5 separate regions of the Homo sapiens genome follow, and all the other regions are linked to region 4. Evidence: chromatin contacts called from ENCODE Hi-C data. All regions are on one chromosome and are shown on one strand. The core of a region is the stretch at or near the end of the contact, and the rest is flanking DNA. Distances in the headings are between cores, read along the strand shown.

What was found. Hi-C counts contacts between places; a loop is a spot of excess contacts on that map. Pooled maps may share reads with other maps.
Region 1: a loop to region 4 is called in a pooled map, with 2.1 times the contacts of the local background. The contact joins the enhancer-like site here to the promoter of PPP2R3A in region 4. A Hi-C loop is called at or near these places in 3 of 50 pooled maps.
Region 2: a pooled map shows a loop between it and region 4 (5-fold over the local background). The contact joins the enhancer-like site here to the promoter of PPP2R3A in region 4. A Hi-C loop is called at or near these places in 4 of 50 pooled maps.
Region 3: a pooled map shows a loop between it and region 4 (7-fold over the local background). The contact joins the promoter of RYK here to the promoter of PPP2R3A in region 4. A Hi-C loop is called at or near these places in 5 of 50 pooled maps.
Region 5: a map of posterior cingulate gyrus shows a loop between it and region 4 (7-fold over the local background). The contact joins the promoter of EPHB1 here to the promoter of PPP2R3A in region 4. A Hi-C loop is called at or near these places in 2 of 168 maps with a recorded cell type or tissue (chondrocyte and posterior cingulate gyrus), 2 of 37 single-sample maps with no recorded cell type and 7 of 50 pooled maps.

Annotation. Positions count from the first base shown.
Region 1 is chr3:134,845,543-134,848,739 of GRCh38, forward strand. All of the region lies in intron 1 of EPHB1 (EPH receptor B1), which reads left to right. Among named protein-coding and RNA genes, the nearest start is that of EPHB1, 52 kb to the left of the region's middle. RefSeq lists an enhancer at 971-1,470. Within about 2 kb of position 1,634, at least 3 of the 41 ENCODE cell types and tissues checked have a DNase peak (open chromatin) inside an H3K27ac peak, as active enhancers do.
Region 2 is chr3:134,362,137-134,365,566 of GRCh38, forward strand. All of the region lies in intron 5 of AMOTL2 (angiomotin like 2), which reads right to left. Among named protein-coding and RNA genes, the nearest start is that of MIR6827, 4.0 kb to the right of the region's middle. Within about 2 kb of position 2,160, at least 24 of the 41 ENCODE cell types and tissues checked have a DNase peak (open chromatin) inside an H3K27ac peak, as active enhancers do.
Region 3 is chr3:134,249,335-134,252,354 of GRCh38, forward strand. RYK (receptor like tyrosine kinase) reads right to left here and starts at 1,525. Exons shown (of 15, transcript NM_002958.4): 1 at 1,089-1,525. The coding sequence starts at 1,320. RefSeq lists an enhancer at 766-1,544 and a silencer at 880-1,699.
Region 4 is chr3:135,964,194-135,967,346 of GRCh38, forward strand. PPP2R3A (protein phosphatase 2 regulatory subunit B''alpha) reads left to right here and starts at 1,535. Exons shown (of 14, transcript NM_002718.5): 1 at 1,535-1,656. RefSeq lists an enhancer at 1,109-1,927 and silencers at 1,372-1,601, 1,732-2,011.
Region 5 is chr3:134,793,470-134,796,766 of GRCh38, forward strand. EPHB1 (EPH receptor B1) reads left to right here and starts at 1,791. Exons shown (of 16, transcript NM_004441.5): 1 at 1,791-2,220. The coding sequence starts at 2,163. RefSeq lists enhancers at 1,307-1,516, 1,578-1,872, 1,917-1,966, 1,977-2,166.

The DNA.
Region 1 (3,197 bases), core at 384-2,883, 1.1 Mb before region 4:
GGCAGAGGGATCTGCTGTCCATGCCTCTTTGCCGTGGCTTCGAGGTCTCTGATCCAGGGCAGAGAGTCAGGCGTGCAGAGAGACCAGACCACCCAGCCACATTCTGCATCCCACAGAATTCTTGTGTGAGGAGATATCCCAGCAGACCTTAGGCAGTAACGGTTATATACATGCTCACATTGCCTCTCTAGGAGGTATAATTTTATTTTTCCTGCCACTATCATTTTACCCACTGTTTTGCCCCAAAGCACTCACATGTCACAGTATTTCTGTGGAGTTGAGGAGCATCTAACAAGCTCTCCTTCCATTTTTCACAGAGGATGCACCCTGCCCTCTCTTAGGGAACTTGAACTACCCACACAATACCCCTCTGGCCCCTCTGCTTACACACACAGACACATGCTGGGAGGTGGAGGTTTTTTGTGCCCAGATCAAAGAGGTCTCATGATCATTTCTTTTCACGACTGCAGAGGGTCTTCTAAGGTGGTCACACCTTTGGGGAAGTGGGGCTGCCAGCCTGTGCTTGGGAGTTGCATCTCCTCTGATCAGTATGGTGTTGCATCCTTCAGGCACTGCCTCTCCTTGGAGGCCCAGGGGACAGGAGAGTGAGGAACAGTACACAAGTTTTCTCTGTGTGTTCACCAGGCACTAGGGCTTCTTGCTGTGTGTTAAGCCAGCAGCAATTTTTCTTTGCAAATACAGACCCATTTTAGAAGTTGAGTGCTCGGTGTTGTGGCCGAACAGAAGCCAATTATGAAGTGGTTCATTGCTTGCACGTTGCAATCTGCCGGGGCAGGGCTCCGAGGCCCCATTTGGAGGAATGTTAGTGCAGCCCAGTGGAGCCCAGGTTGCCCATAATGCTGCCTTTGCGATACCTTCCAAGCCTTGCATTATTCCCTCCACGCACATCAGCAAGAGCATCGCGTGGGTGCTCCTTTGCTTGCCCTGGGAATTTTATAGCCCAAATTTACTATTCATTATTGTTTCCAAAGTACATCTTGTGTGATGCCTGTTCGGTGGTAAAATGGCTTTTCCCCCTTCTTCTCCACGGAGTTGCTTCAAAATCTGCTCCTGCCTGAGGGTGGGGGAATGGTCCTCTTCACGAAAGTCTTTGCAGAGGGGATGGAAGCCTTGCTCACCTTTGCAGGAGGTGTTTTGGGAAGGAAAGGCATGGGGGCAGGGCAGAGCAGGCAGGCTGAGTGCTCTGGTGGGATGCTCAGGTGGGATGGACCCTGGTCCATCATTGAGGTTGAAACGGAAACCTCTGGGTATTTACCCAGCGAAGTCACCTGGATAAGGAATGGGCCGGGAGGGTCATGTGATGGGAGTCAAGGCAAAAACAAAAGAATCCATTTATTATCCTGGCAGGAAATTTGTTCTTTTGGATTCTGTAGCTGCAGACAGAATGATTTCATTTCCTTCGGTGGCGGGAGATTAATAGCCCTTACCCCTGGGCCTCTGTGGATTGCTGTTTCCTCCATTTCCCTAAGTGTCGTCAACTTTGGTATGCATTCCTTTCTGAGGGGTCAGAGGGTATGCGCCATTTCACGCTGATTAACAGAACGTGGCCTTCCCTGTGGAAGGCTCCAGGATACCCGGAGGTGACTCAGGTTAAAACACACACACATCATGGAAAAAAAAAACCACAAAGAGAGGCTGTTCATAGGAGCCCAGGACTTGGACAGCAGCAGGGCAAGGCGGGGCTCCACCTCCGGCTTCAGATGTAGCCACTCACCCTGAGGCTGGAGGCGTGTGCTAAAGCAGGGAGCCCCAGGAAGACAGCTGGGACTAGGACAGCCACCAGCCTATTAGTTGTGTGTTTGGCACAGGATATTTAAGCTCACTGAGCCTCAGTTTACTCCTCTGTAAAATGTGGACACTCCACCTACTTTACCAGTCCATGGGGAGGATTAAGTGAGATGCTGTGTCTAAGTGCTTTTAAACCAAAGTCCTCTGTGGGAGTGACAGCCACACACAACACACCTTCTGGTGGCTGCAGGGAAGACAATTCCTGATTCCTAATCAGCCTTGTTTGAAGACCACAGTAAGGTGCTGACTAAGTCTGTTGGTCTGCCCCAAGATGAGGACAAGAAGAAGGCAGGAAATGGGAACCAGAAGGTCTTGGCCAGGGTGCATCCTCACGAGTATCACAGAGTCACCCGAGGGAGCTATTTCCACCTGGCTTCAGTGTTCCATATTTTCCAGAGCAGAAATCGCATATGTGGAGTCAGATTCCATGTTTGGATAAGCATAAGTGTTGTGTTTTTAAAAATCAGACCTAAACAATTTTCCCATTGTGGCTGAAGATATCCTGTGCCCTGATACCCTGCCTGGAGACAGCGTTTAGATTGTGTGGTGCTGTGGTTTCTACCCACTGAGCCTTGCACATACTTGGTGCTTAATGGCTATTTGTTCATTAGGAACCTTTAATTAACGAACCTTTGCATTTCAGAGAGATGCAAAGTTGACTAATTTGGGGGCATTTTTGTATTTTCTGATGCCTCAGTTTCCCATCTATGTCTCATCTCCACCCTAGCCCACATTCATAGTGGAGACTAATGAGTCTCTTATGCTCTGCATAAAGAGATGTCAGATTGAATGAAATGAAATGAAACTGGATTAAACTGCAGGGCTGTTGAACACAGGAATGTGTGACTGGGACCAGGGGTTGTCTGCTCCCTGGAGACCCTGGGAATAGAAAGGGGTTATCCAGAGAGGTTGGTTCTGGGACGTCTTCCTGGTGGCAAGGGCATGTCTCCATGAAGCATTGCTAAAAAATAAGTTAAATTTGGATAACAGAGCAATTTTAATAAACATTTTACTTTTAATATGTTTATAGTGTTGTTAATTATCTCTCTAAGTGGAGAAAATAGAAATTGTAGCACATTGAACAAAGATTGCTGATTAGGATAATAAAATGGAAATTTTAATCAAGACGATAACTTTAAGTCAAAGGAGGTTTTCTCTGAGGCTGCTGGAGCTTTCGTCTTTATTAAACACCCCATTTATCATCACTACTTCATTCATCGCAAGCATTAGATTAATATTGACAATTTAAAATAGAAATAACTTTTTATTGCCATTATGGTGCTGGTGTGATAATGGTGCTAGAGACTTTGCGGGAGCCGTTGCAGGCTGTCACGCTTTCTCTCTGCTGTAGTTGGTAGGCAGTCTTCAGCCCAAACCTCAAGGTCCCA
Region 2 (3,430 bases), core at 910-3,409, 1.6 Mb before region 4:
CCCTTGAACCTTGTGACGGCTCGAGACTGTTGAGGTAGGAACTGTGATGCCCATGTACAGATGAGAAAATAGAGACTCAGGTAGGCTGTGACATGGTCCTCCTTCCAGTGGGAGAATGAAAGAAGGGGGAACAGAACCACCATCGGCTGTCGGCACACCAGGCCCTTACACATCTTATTCCACGAATCCTCCAGCCCCTCCAGGGAGGATTTGGGATCCCCAACTTATAGGGGAGAAACATAGGAGGTGAATGGTGCTGCCAAATGGAAACCCCAGTTGGCCACACTACAAAGGCCCAGGCTGCCTCTGGCTACATGGTGAGGCGTTTGTACTTATAGGCCACCCAGAGCTCTGGGGCTCCTTCTGCAGACCCAGGCCGAGAGGTCCGTTGAGGGCTACATTTCCTTCCATGGTCTGAAAAGAACACTGAGATGTAAGCAACCAGGCTCAGAAGGAAATGCAAAGTCTGCAGTACAGTGAAAATGACTATGGCCCAAAGATTAGTGTGTAAGGGTCAAGCTATCCTGACTTTTAAATCATTTTGTTAATTGCCCAAAGAAACTGCTCAGAGGCCCTCTCCATAGGGCCAGGAGAAGCCCAAGCCAGACCACAGAGCCCTCCATCTGATGTTCTAGCCTTAAATCCACCTCCCAGGCACCTGCCCCTTGAGAGTCCCAGGCTGCCCCCTGAGGAGCAGGTCAGCTGCCTACCTTGCTGGAGAGCAGGTGGGGGGCAGGGCTATGGGCTCCCGCTAATGAACCTAAAGGCACTGTCTCTAGAACAGCATTCTGATTCAGTGGAATTTTCTGCCAGAGTGGAATTGTTCTATACGGCACCCTCCAATGCAGTGGCTACTAGACACACGTGCCACTGAGGACTGGAAATGTGGCTAGTAAGATGGGAGAACTGAATTTTAAATTTAATTTATTTTCATTAATTTCAATCTTTGGGCCACATGCAGCTAAGTACCTATCATATAGGACAGTGCAAGTTCTGGAACAGAAGGGTGAAGGCTTGAGACCTTGGCATGTGGAAGGGAGGATTCATTTACTCAGGTCCCTGGGGCAGGGCAGGGAGGACACAGAGGCAACTCAGGTTAGCTCTTGATTCATTTTGGATGTTTGAAGGCTGAGCCCAGGATGGTATCATTCTGTGGCATGGAGGAAAATACGAGGAAGTCCAATAATATTGAAACGGATGTGTTCATACTTCGCTGGCTTAACATCCATTGAGTGGGGTGTTAACATCCATTGAGGAGGGGCAGCCAGGTTGGGACTCAGGCAGGGAGGACCCTCCCCTAGTCCACCTGTGCGTTCAGTTTGCCCAGGGCCTGCATCTCATTTCAGCCTTAGCATGACTCTGTGGGGAAGGACTCTGTCTCATCTTATAGCTGGAGAATCTGGGGCGCAGGGAGAGAAGAAATATTCCCAAGGGGGTGGAGCTAACAGGCCAGCCTCAGGCCTCAAGGCCAGATCCCCAGGGGGCACTGCTGGCCTAGAAGGGCCAGAAGGGCAGTGCTGGGGGGCTGCGTGGCTTGCCTAGGAGGAAAAGCAGATGGCATTGGTGATAATGGCCACACTTTCCTAGTGTTGACTGACCCCAGATAAAAGGGAGGTCAATCAGACACCTCCCTTTGCAATAGCTACTAGGGAGCAAGGAAGAGCTGCTTGGGTTTCCTCAGCCCTGGGGGAGGAAGGGGCCGGAGGACCCAGCCCTCTGCTTCCAGAAGCTTCCTGCAGCCTTGTCCAACCTCTAAGGCCCTGGTGGGGGCTGGGAGGCTTTGAGCTCTGGCCATCCCCTACCAACAGGACCCTGATAAAACCTTGGGCCTGCGGGATCTCGGGAAGGAGAGCTCCTTAGTAAGAAATAAGTGGTCTGGGTGCGGGTGGGAAGAGGACGCCCGAAGGCCAGCGGAGGAGGGCAGGAAGGCAGGCGAGGCGCCGACGGGACCCGGGATGCGCCTTGGGCAGCGAGCGAGCCCCCACCTCCACGTTCCAGGCTCCCTTTGTGCTCACCCTCCCTCCTCCCAAAGCCGGGCGAAGGGCGCCAGGCAGCGCGCACGGGAGGGAGCGGCGGGGGGCGGGCCGGGAGCGGAACAGCTCGCGGCTCTGGAATGCCAGGCATCCAGGTCACCCGCGGCTGCAAGATTAATGGCTCCAGCGAGGAGCCAAGAACAGCTCGGCGCTCACTCGCTCCCCGGGGAGCGGAAACGCCTCCCGGCCGGCCCCCCTCTTCTCACCCACTAGCAAGCTCCCAGAAACCCGCCCCATGGCTTCCTTTCTTTGGCAGAGTCAGGCTCCAGAAGTCCGCCTTCCTCCACAGGCACCCTAATCTGCCGTGCCCTTGCAGCTTCTCCTCCCCAGACTCCTCAGGGAAACCCCAGGGCTGCCCCCTCCCCTTTCTCCCTCCTTCCCTTTGACTCCTTCCCAGAGACCTTAAGCCGCTGCCATCTCACCCCACCCAGCCAGAAGAGACCAGCCTACCTCCTGCCCCACCCTGTCAATTCCTTCAGTGCTGTGTTCCCCCATTCCCTGCCCTAGTCTTTGAACCCTCTTTGAAGGAAGATAGGGGTGCTGCCAGCCAGAGCTAAGTCCTCAAGCTGCTCCTCCATTTCTGCACCCCACACTACCCTTTGTGCCATTCACAGTAGGGTTCCTGTGAAGACTCAAAGCCATGTTTACCCAGCTACCAACCACTCCCATTCCACTTCTCTGCAAACACCTTGAACAGCACTAAAGCTCCTAGTAGGAGCTCAATAAATAACTGTTCTTAGTCTCTTCTGATTGCTAGAGCCTCCTGCTGCTGAGCTCAGGGCTCCCTTTGCCACCCACCCCATGTACCTCTTGAACTGCCCAATAGCTCCTTCACCTCTGGCTGGCTCTCCACCCCTGCCATCCCCACAGAGCCCCTCTCTCAGGCCACCGGGGCTCCTAATCACCGGTTTCTAGGGCCACCCCCGTTGTTCTTTTGCATCTGTGGGAACCTGCTCCTTTCTTAAGCTCACCACTTCCTTCCTGACCTCCCTGCCATGGTACCTTCCTGGGCCTGCTCCCATTCTCTCTTGAACATCTGCCAGTTGCTTAAAACACATCTGCTAATGAATGAATAAATGGACTAGTCAATGAACTTGCCCATTCTTCAAGGATGCTTAGACCGCCCCGTTTAGAATGCATCTGTTGGTTAAGGTCTAGGATCCCATTTTTGGCTGCCTCAGATGCCTCCACTTGGCTTGCTATGGCTCAGCTCCACCATGCCCCCCTACCTCTCACATTCCCATTGCACACTCCCGACCTTTCTGTTGCCAGGAACTCCCTGGGAAGCTCTCAGACCTGTCCTTCTCCTTCACCTCATCTGTCTTCAGGGCTACCTTGCCTCCCGCACTGCCCAATGCACTGCACTGGTGGTCAGCACCGAAGCTCAGCAAATCACT
Region 3 (3,020 bases), core at 275-2,774, 1.7 Mb before region 4:
GAGTCAATCTCAACACACCTCAACAAAGTCTTATTACTTAAAAAAAAATAGAATACTGACAAATAATGGATGCAATAGAGAATAATTTTTCCCCTCAAACACTCAGAAGCACCACCTTCAGATGAAATAAAGATACTGCCATAATAACAAAAGAATGCAAACGTCTAGGTACCAAGGACTTCCTTTTTGGGGGGTCGTTCCTGTCAGATCTTCCTCTAAGGGGTCATTTCCAGAATCCACAAAGTCCTAACATAAGACCCCAGCAATTTTTCAAATTAATTCCCCAAACAACAAAGCTAAGCAAGTAAATGGAACCACAAACCGACCCAAGACTAAGTTCTTGTTTCCCTTCAAGATACTCAAAAGTAGGAGAGTGGCCCAGAAGTACAGAGTCAGTCCAAACTCCCAACACACCCAATGCAAAAACCAAAAAGGTATTGAAACTAAAAAGGTCTGCTACCTGGCGATTCATTCACTAAAAATATGCTTAGAATCTAAGCATATGCTCCAAATCTACGTCCCAAGAGTTGGAGGCTGCCACGAACATTTGGTGCCCTTATAACCTCCCCTTCTTTCTCTCTCGTTTTTTTTTTTTTTTTTTTTTTTTTTGTAAAAGGGTAAGCACAGAGCGTGGCCTCTACTGGAGCATCAAAACCACAGCAAAGGGTTTGCAAGTTCAGTCTAAAACGTGAATTTCGAGATATTCAAAATCGAGGGCCCTAGAGTGACACACATAGAAAGCGTCAAAAAAACTTCGTGCAGCAAGGAAAAAAAGTTGTAAGGGTGACTGACTCTTCTAGGGAGAAGGGCTAAGGAGGCAGTGAGGAGGATGGGATGGGGTGAATCTGGGTCTATCGCGGCGGGGCAGCGAGGGCGGCACGAAGGCTGACCCAGAGCTGGGGACCGGGCAGGGACCACACCTCCCAGCCAGCACGGCAGGCAGAGACCGGGCCGCGAGGCGAATCCGGGCGCGGGGGGCGGGGAGGGTACTCGCCCGAGGTCCACGGCTCGCAGACTGATCCGCCGGCGGCCGGAAGCTGCCCCAGCCGGCCCGACCTGCCCGCCCCGGCCTCGGCGGCCCCACTCACCGATCAGCCGGCGCACCTCGTCCTCGCTCAGGTAGAGACTCACGCTGGGCCCCGCGGAAGCCGACTGCAGCTCCGGGGGCCGCGGGGCGGGGGCGGCGGCAGCGCCAGGCGCGGGCAGCAGCGGCAACAGCGCAAGCAGAAGCAGCAGCGGCGGCGGCGGCGGGGCCCTCAGGCCGCGGGCCCCCGGGAGGCAACTCCGGCCCGGCCGCCCCAGCCGCGCCGCCCCACGCATGGCCGCCGCCGCCGCCGCCGAAGAGGAGCGTCGGCCGCCCGCCGCACCGCCGCCCACCCCCGGCCCCGAGCCGCTCACAGCCCCGAGCCGGGGGCGGCTGCCCAGCTCATCGCACCGCCGGCCCGTGGCAGCCAGCAGTGGCTTCAGACCTCCGGAGCGCGCCGCCGCCGCCGCCTCCTCGCTGCATCGTCCGGAGTTGGGGGCTGCCCGCGGGACGCGCCCGTGCGCGCCGCCGCCTCCCCGGGAGCGCGCACGCACCTTTCGCTCTGGGCGGGCCGGCCTGGGCAACGCGCTGGGGTTTTAAAGTGCCTCGGCGGGCGAAGGGCTCGGGTCACCCTCTCCGCAAGAGCCGGTCCCCGCCCCACGCGGTCACTGCGTCTAATGTTTGCTTGTCTATTGTCTGTAACCCTCCTTTCCCGACGGACGGGCCAGGCTGGAGCCACCGGCCGCGCCTGCAGCTCAGTGGGCGCCCCAGGTCCCCGGAAACGCCTGGATGCGGCCGTTCTGGTTGCGAAAAAGCAGCATGCTTTCCTGTTTAGTGGGAAAACTCAAATAAATAGAAATCATCCTTTATCTTACCATCGGTGATCAACTTTATCGTTTCCGTATCTATTATTAGAATTTATACTACATATATTTGTTTTCCAGAAAGATCTTAGCACGCTTTACTAACCCTATTTTTACGTTACAAAATTTTATTTATTTTTATATTTTTATTTATTTATTTTGAGACGAAGTCTTGCTCCGTCACCCAAGCTGGAGTGCACTGGCACGATCTCGGCTCACTGCAACCTCTGCCTCCTAGGTTCAAGCCATTCTCCTGCCTCAGCCTCCCGAGTAGCTGGGATTACAGGCGCCCGCAACCATGCCCGACTAATTTTTTTGTATTTTTAGTAGAGACGGGGTTTCACCATGTTGGCCGGGTTGGTCTCGAACTCCTGACCTCACGTGATCAACTGACCTCGGCCTCCCAAAGTGCTGGGATTACAGGTGTAAGCCACCGCGCCCTGCCAAATTGTTATTTTTTTTATAATCGTTCTGCATCACTATAATCAACCTGCCTTTGGGGTTGTTAATCTGTGGTCCATACCAGGCTTCGACAGCCTTCCAATAATATGAAACTGTGTGCAAAAGTGTATGTGTCTCCGTGCGTATTTGTGTCCACGTCCATGTTTCTGTGTGTTGTGTGTATGCTTGATTGCACACAGAGAGGTGGTATGTCATCATTTGTTCTAGGGAGTCCTTGTGCCCTCAAAGAGGTTAAGAACTGCAGATAGACCTCGTGTACTTAAAGGCGGTGGAGCCAGCCAGTGCATGGACTTCCGGGCCTCCTGATGTATTTTTGTGAGCCGCCCACCATCGCGGTCAAACTTGCACCAGTGCCCCCTCTCTTGGTGAGGCTCCAAGGGCCCCTGCCCTGTCCTGGGACACCTCGTCCCTGCGGACAGGCCCCCGTCCTGACCCCAAGGCTCTCGCGGGGCCGTGCCTCGGGGAGCAGCTGCTCTGACAGCTAGGCCTGGCTTCGGGGCACAGTTGCTCCATCGCAGTGAGGCCCTGGGAAGCGGTTATTTTTATCCTCAGGGAAGGGTAGGGAAAAGGAGAGGCTGATAAGGAGGGAAGTGCTGGAACTTGATTTTCTCCCTCCCTAGCAAGATACACGGATTCCATTTAGAGATAGGCTGGCCTCAATTTGTCAAGCT
Region 4 (3,153 bases), core at 285-2,784:
CTAATGTAAAAACATTGGCAATAAAACTGTTGAGACAAACCAAGAATCCAGGTTGCCAGGGTCAGCAGTTTTAACATTGTTTTATGGTACATTGTGTACTTTTCCTTCTTACTGATATGCATTGCACTGTGACCTTTGCAGAGTCCTATCCTGCCCTGCATTTTTCACAGAGTTGCTCTCAGTCTCAAATAAGATACCATATGCATGTGAAAGGGCTTTTGAAATGGAAAAGCAGTAGAAAGTTGAAAGTAAAATGGTCTCTTTCTCTCTAGGGCATCAAGGCATCTCACAGAGCACACTTTAGCTACTGGGAGGATTGACCTTGGGTGAAATTTCAGTATGTAAAGCTTGTTTGGGGTTATCTTACATAATTTTTTCTTTCCTTGTGCTATACACACACACACACATATATGTGCATATATGTACAATGCACATATATACACACACACATATGGCACCTAGTATATGCTTGGTGCTATGCTAGGTGCTGGGGAGACAGTGAGAACAACCCAGGTGCCCAGGACCTGTCCTCACAGCCCACCTAATCCTTTTAAGTCTTTACATACCTCCCATCCCCCACCCCCATGCTCCTTACTCATGGTATTCAACCCAACTGATTGACTTATTTATTGTTATTTATATGCTTATATATTTATAGATTTATCATTTTATCAAGATTTTTACGAAGATACTCAATTGGAGGTTCCTAATTCTGGAGAAATTTCCATTTTACAAATATATTCTTGGAGAGGGCATGATTATGGACCTGTCACATTTGAGTACTGTGGCAGTTAGAAGGAGGGCAATTTTGGGAGGCCCTTCCAGGCTATGTCCTTCCAGCTATTAATGAGGTTCTGTTTCAGAGCAGACCATATTACACGGTGTTATTAATAAATCTGGCGAGTGGTTATAAGGGTGTGTGTATCGGAATAATCCATTAAGCTGTACATTGGTTTTATATGGCTGTCTATATTTGTGTTTTATTTAACAGTAACAGTTAACAATAACAGTTAAAAATAAGTATCACTTCTTTTAAAATTCACACAACTTCTTGGGCTGAGTGAAATGTGGCGCAGGTGCAGGACTGTGGGAAGACAGGAGCGCCAGGGAATGTCTGGCCAGCAGCGCGCTGCCCTCAAGGGGCCTCCTTGAAGGCCCCTTGAAGAGGGCAACACAACTAATGACGATAACAATAACAACGATGACAATATTGACGATGACAATAACAGTAATAAATCCGAGCAAGAGACTCGAATCTGTCAAACAGCAGCGACCACCACGAATCGCATCCCCGCGGCGCCGCCATACAGGAGACTGCCCTCGCCGAGGCCACAGCGGCTCTCGCGGCGCCCCTGGAGGCCCCCTTCCTGCCTTGGCCAGAGGGGCGGGGCGTAGGCTGGGGGCGGGGCCGGAGAGTGGGCGGGGCCTGGCGCGTGGGCGGGGCTCCGGGCGGGCCGGCCGCCGAGGGTGGGGCCGAGGAGGAGGAGGAGGAGGAGGAGAAGGAGGTAGGGGCCTGCGGGTGGCTGGGCGGGGCGCGCTCGGGCCTCCGCTCTTCACGCGCCGCATTCGTAGCCCGAGAGTCCGCGCCGCGGGGAGGCTTGGAGGCAAGCGCTGCCCGCGAGCTGAGCCGCCGGAGGAGGAGCCGCGGGCAACGAGGTAGGCAAAGGAACACTGGCCGCACGGCCTGGAGCCTTCAGCTCCCTCGTCCCGGCCCGAGGGGGTGGCGAGGCTCGGGGCGGCGCGCGGAGGCCGGGGCGGGCGGGGCCGGGACCTGGGGGCGGGGACCGGCCTGGCCAGAGGGGCCACACGGAGCTGATTGGGCTGTGGAAGTCGGAATTCCAGTCGGTGCGGTGCGGTGCGGTGCGTTGCCTCGGCGCGGCCGGCCGGTCCCGGGACACGGCACCAGGGAGGTGTGGAAATTGCCTGCCCCAGGGGCGCCCGCGGAGGAGGGTAGGCGGGGGCGGCCTGGGCCCTCCCACTTTTCAGGGCTCCTGGGCCAGTTCGCCCGCACAGCCCTCGGGAACTTGTTAACAGGAAAGCCTGGCAGAGAAACAAATGCCAGCGTTTTGGAAGAACTGAGAGTCACGTCGTTAGGCGCTGAGGCTTTCTTTTCCTTCCCCGCCCCCTGCCCAACCTCGGCCCGACTTGGCCAAAGAAGGATGTGTCACCAGCTCCGGGCCGCGGACGGGATTCCCGGCCCGCCAGGAGCCGGGGTACCTGAAACAAAGGTAAACGGAGGCCGGGCGGCCCCTGGTCCTGCACCGCGGCCGCGCTGGAGCGCCTCGGTGGGTCTCTCCCGCGCCGACCTGGCCGCCGCCGCCGCGGAGGGGCGTTCTCCTGGGGGACCTCTCGATGGAAACCAGCTGGCCGGGCTTGGAGTTGATGTTGCATCCGAACTCTGTTGTGCTCCCGTTATTCCCAGTCCTCCCACTCTGGTAAAGCTTAAGGAAATTTTATCCAGTCTTGGTGGTCAGCAAATGTAGGGGAAGACAAATTATTGTTTGTAAATTATAAGGTATTTTCTAATTAGGAAATGGCCTGAAAACATTAAATTCTTAACACGTAAGCAAAAAAAGAGTAATTCCTTCCAACATCTGAGGAAGTATTCCTCCTCAAATCTTCATTTATGTACAAAACATCCCCCACACCTTTGGTGCCAGGCATTTTTCTTTGTTCTTCCTTAGTCTCAGGCCTTAGTTTCTTGTAAACAGAACCCAGCGCCTAGACCCTAAGAATTGCCATACTAGGTCAGAGCATGGGCGTCCAGTTCAGTAGGCAGCCGGCTTGTGTTGTAGTAAAACTGTTGTTTTTTTTTCTTGGTGGTATGTTAAAAATTATCTCAGTTTCTTTCAGTAGTCCATGAAAGCCTTTTAAAAATTTTCTAAGCCACTGCTAATTTACACACACAATTTATTTACATTTATTGCATCCAAATGGCCCTTTTATCACCTCTGGCAGAAGAACTTAATGGCATGAGATACTTGTGGAAAAAAACTTAGATCTTTTATACAATCTAGGAGCTCAGAAATCTAGGAGATTTCTAGGAGAACGGGGAAACAGATCAAAAAGGTTTTTAAAAAACAAAGCTTTGGGAAAGTGTTACTGGGGCCAATCTGGCTGTTGAGTTCAAAAATAGCTTTATGCACTGACAAC
Region 5 (3,297 bases), core at 541-3,040, 1.2 Mb before region 4:
AGGACGAACTCCAAGGATGGAGTTTGGGGGATACCTCTCTTGAAAGCTGAAGAGGTAACAGAGGGAACAGTAAGAAGTGGCAAGACGGGTAGGAGGAGAAGCAGGACCATGGAAACTGGGGCCAGAGCCCCAAAAGATCTACTGGACACCAATGTCAGCAGGTGCTGACGGTGCAGGAGGATGACAGCTAACTAGGAGCAGGTTGTTGCCCAGGGTGACATCAGGTGGCTCCAGGGACATCACGACACAGCTGGTGGTGTGGAGGCGTAGAGGGCAGCTAACATGGCATTAAGGTGGATGATGAGAAGGTGGAGGTTGATGACATCTTCCCTTCAGGCACAGAGGTGGGGTAGGAGGGAGGGGAGGGGAGGAGGAAGGCAGCCTGAGTCAGAGCCAGGGAAGGAAAGAATTGTCAGGATTGGGGGACTTGAGTCTGGCTGTGGTGGAGAGGAAGAAGTCCCAGCAAAGGAGAGACTAGACACGCAGAGGTGGGGGGTGTGGGGAACTGATTTAGAAAAGCCCAGAAAGGAGAGTCATCCCAAAGGGAAATATCGCATCTGCCCACTGTTAGCTCATTAACAGACCAGGGGAAAGGATTGGTGCCTCCAAGGTGAGAGGCGTAGGAGGAGGGGTGGGGAACCTAACGGGTCATCCCTGACCCTGTAGGACCAGACTATCATCAGGTATGTAGGGGGGGCGGGAGAGGAGGGAAGGACACATCTCCAGCATAACATATAACAGCCTCAAGGTGAGTTTCTGATTTAGAACCCTTGACCATCTCCAGAAACAGGAAGATAAAGTGTAGCTGTGAGAGCTGAGCCTGGGAGAATTGCTCCTATCTCCAAGGCTGCATCCCCAGTTGCTGCCTAAGTCCTTCCCACCCACACTGAAGGCCTGGCCCACAGCAACAGTGCACCTCGCCTTGCACCGGCCTGGGAGAGCCCTCTTGCAGGCTTTGCTGTTTTATAGCTGACTGTGTGACTCCTGGTCTCCCCACGCTGAGCTGTCCTCTGGGGTCAGGGCCCTCTGTGGAAGTTCACAATGCACTGGGAAGTGAACACCAAAGGCAACCAGAGGCTTCTGCAGAAAAAGAACTGCGAAACGTTGGACAGGAAGCAAATCCGGTTCCCTGTGGACCCTGGAGCAAGTGCCCACAGGTTATCTGAACAGTATTCATTCTTTCGACGGACATGTACTATGCCTCCCGCAGGCCAGGCACTGTTCTGTGAACTGTGGATTCTGTAGTGAACAAAATAGACAAGAATCCGAAAATGGTGACCCCATTTTAATGAGGGAGAGACCCCACGATAAACAAAATCGATTAGTAAATACCAACCCATGCTAGAGAGTGAAGAGCTCTGGAGGAGAGGCACGGGTGCGCCCCTGGAGTTGCTCTAAACAGGGTAGGCAGGGTGCTCTTGTCACAGAGAAGATGAACGAAGGCTCGTTTGATCATTTAAAGCGGATCCAGTCCTGGGTGGGATGTAAGGGCACGAGGCCTCCCCAGCTCCTTCGCTGGGCACCCTATGGGGGGACAGGGTGAGTTGGGCGGGCCGCTGCGGTTCTCCGAGAGCACCACGAGGGGGAGCCCGGACCCCTCCTAGCGCCTTCCGAGCCCTCCCGCACAGCCTTGCAAGCAAAAGTTTTTCTTAAACTAACAATGCCAGTGTAAGGAGGTGCTCGCGCCTGATTGGCCGGGGGAATTTTGCAGGTTTGATTCCTTGATTGGACAGGAGGTGTTAGGGGTGGGGAGAGAGCTGATGGTGGGGGATCCCGCTCCCTCCCGCGTCAGTCTGGCCGGCTCCGTCCTCCCGTAGGCTCCGCTGTAGCTAGCAATGTGACACCAGGACGCACTCGCTCTCGCGCGCTCTCCCAGGCTCGTTCTCCCTCGCCCTCTCTCTCTCACACACGCACGCACACACCCACCTCTCCCATAAACACACACACACACATGCACACCCACACCCACGCGCGCCCGCACCGCCCCACGCGCACACACTCCTGCCCACGCCCACGCAGCGCTCCGGGAAGTCCGGTCCGGGCGAGAGCGCGAAAGGATACCGAGAAGCCACCCGCGGAGAGCGCAGCGGCGCCCTGGGACGCGGCGCTCTCCCGGCGCTGCTGCCTCGGCTTGGTCTCGGCCTGCGGGCCGTCGGCCGGCGATGGCCCTGGATTATCTACTACTGCTCCTCCTGGCATCCGCAGTGGCTGCGATGGAAGGTAACGTACCCTCCACGGAGCAAGTTGGCTGCTGGTGCCGGCCGCCTTGGGACTGCTGTGCTCCGCGGTTCGCGGGGTTCCTCTGGCTGCTTTGCGGTGCAGGCATCCCGGGACCCGAGGGCAAGGAGGTTTGGGAGCCTCGGCCGCTGCCGAGCGCGGGGCTTGGGCGGCACCCACCAGAGCGCCCCCGGCTGGCTCTTAGCGCCCGAAACTGGCTCGCGAGTCCCCCGGCTTCCTCGCCCCGGCACTCCCTGGTAGCCTCGGTCTCCCGCAGCCCCCGCTCGGAGAGCTCGGAGCCCGCTGCATTGCGGTGCATGCTCCTTAGCTCTGGGGCAGAGCCAGAGCTGGGCGTTGGGGAGAAAGGGGTGCCTCTGGCCATCCGGCTCCTGGAGTACTGGCGCCCGTCTGCTCCCAGGCACGGATACGCTTCTGAGCAGCCGCGCGCCACCTCCTTTTCTCCAGCTCGCAGTCCACGGGCTAGTGGACTCTGCTTGGCGTGCAAGCACTGCGCGCGGGGGCCGGAGAAGCTCTGCCGTGGTATCCCGCAAGTGGCCGCCGAAGGAGAGGGGTGGAGTTCATTGGCCGTACCCTTGGGGACCAGTCTGGTGGTCCGGGCGCCTGCGGGACTGCAGGTTTCCAGGGTCAGTCGGGGAGAGGTGGAAACCCTTTTCGCCTCTTGAGCCTTGGAACAGGAGTGGGCTGGGGTGAGTGGTCGGTCCTACCTAAAGTCTCCCAGCCTCTCCACCACCCCGGAGAGGATACTCGGCGGCCGGGAGTCGTCGGGCAGCGTCACTCTCTGCCAGCTCAGACTTGGCGGTGCCTCCGGCTTGGTGGCTGGGAAAGCGCGCTCCAAAGACACCGTGCCCGGCGCAGCGGGGAGCCTGGGCGCTCGGTAGCGCTCGCGAATCCCTGTGGGAAATCCCGGCCCAGCTCCCCGCCTCCCGCCCCTTCCCCCGCCTCTGTTCTTCGCAGCCTAGCAGCGGCCGCGGCAGCCTCCTGGGAACACAGCTCCGCGGGAGAGCGGAGTTGGAGTTGTCGGGAGAAAACCAACTCTAGGGGTGATGCGCTGCCGCAGTC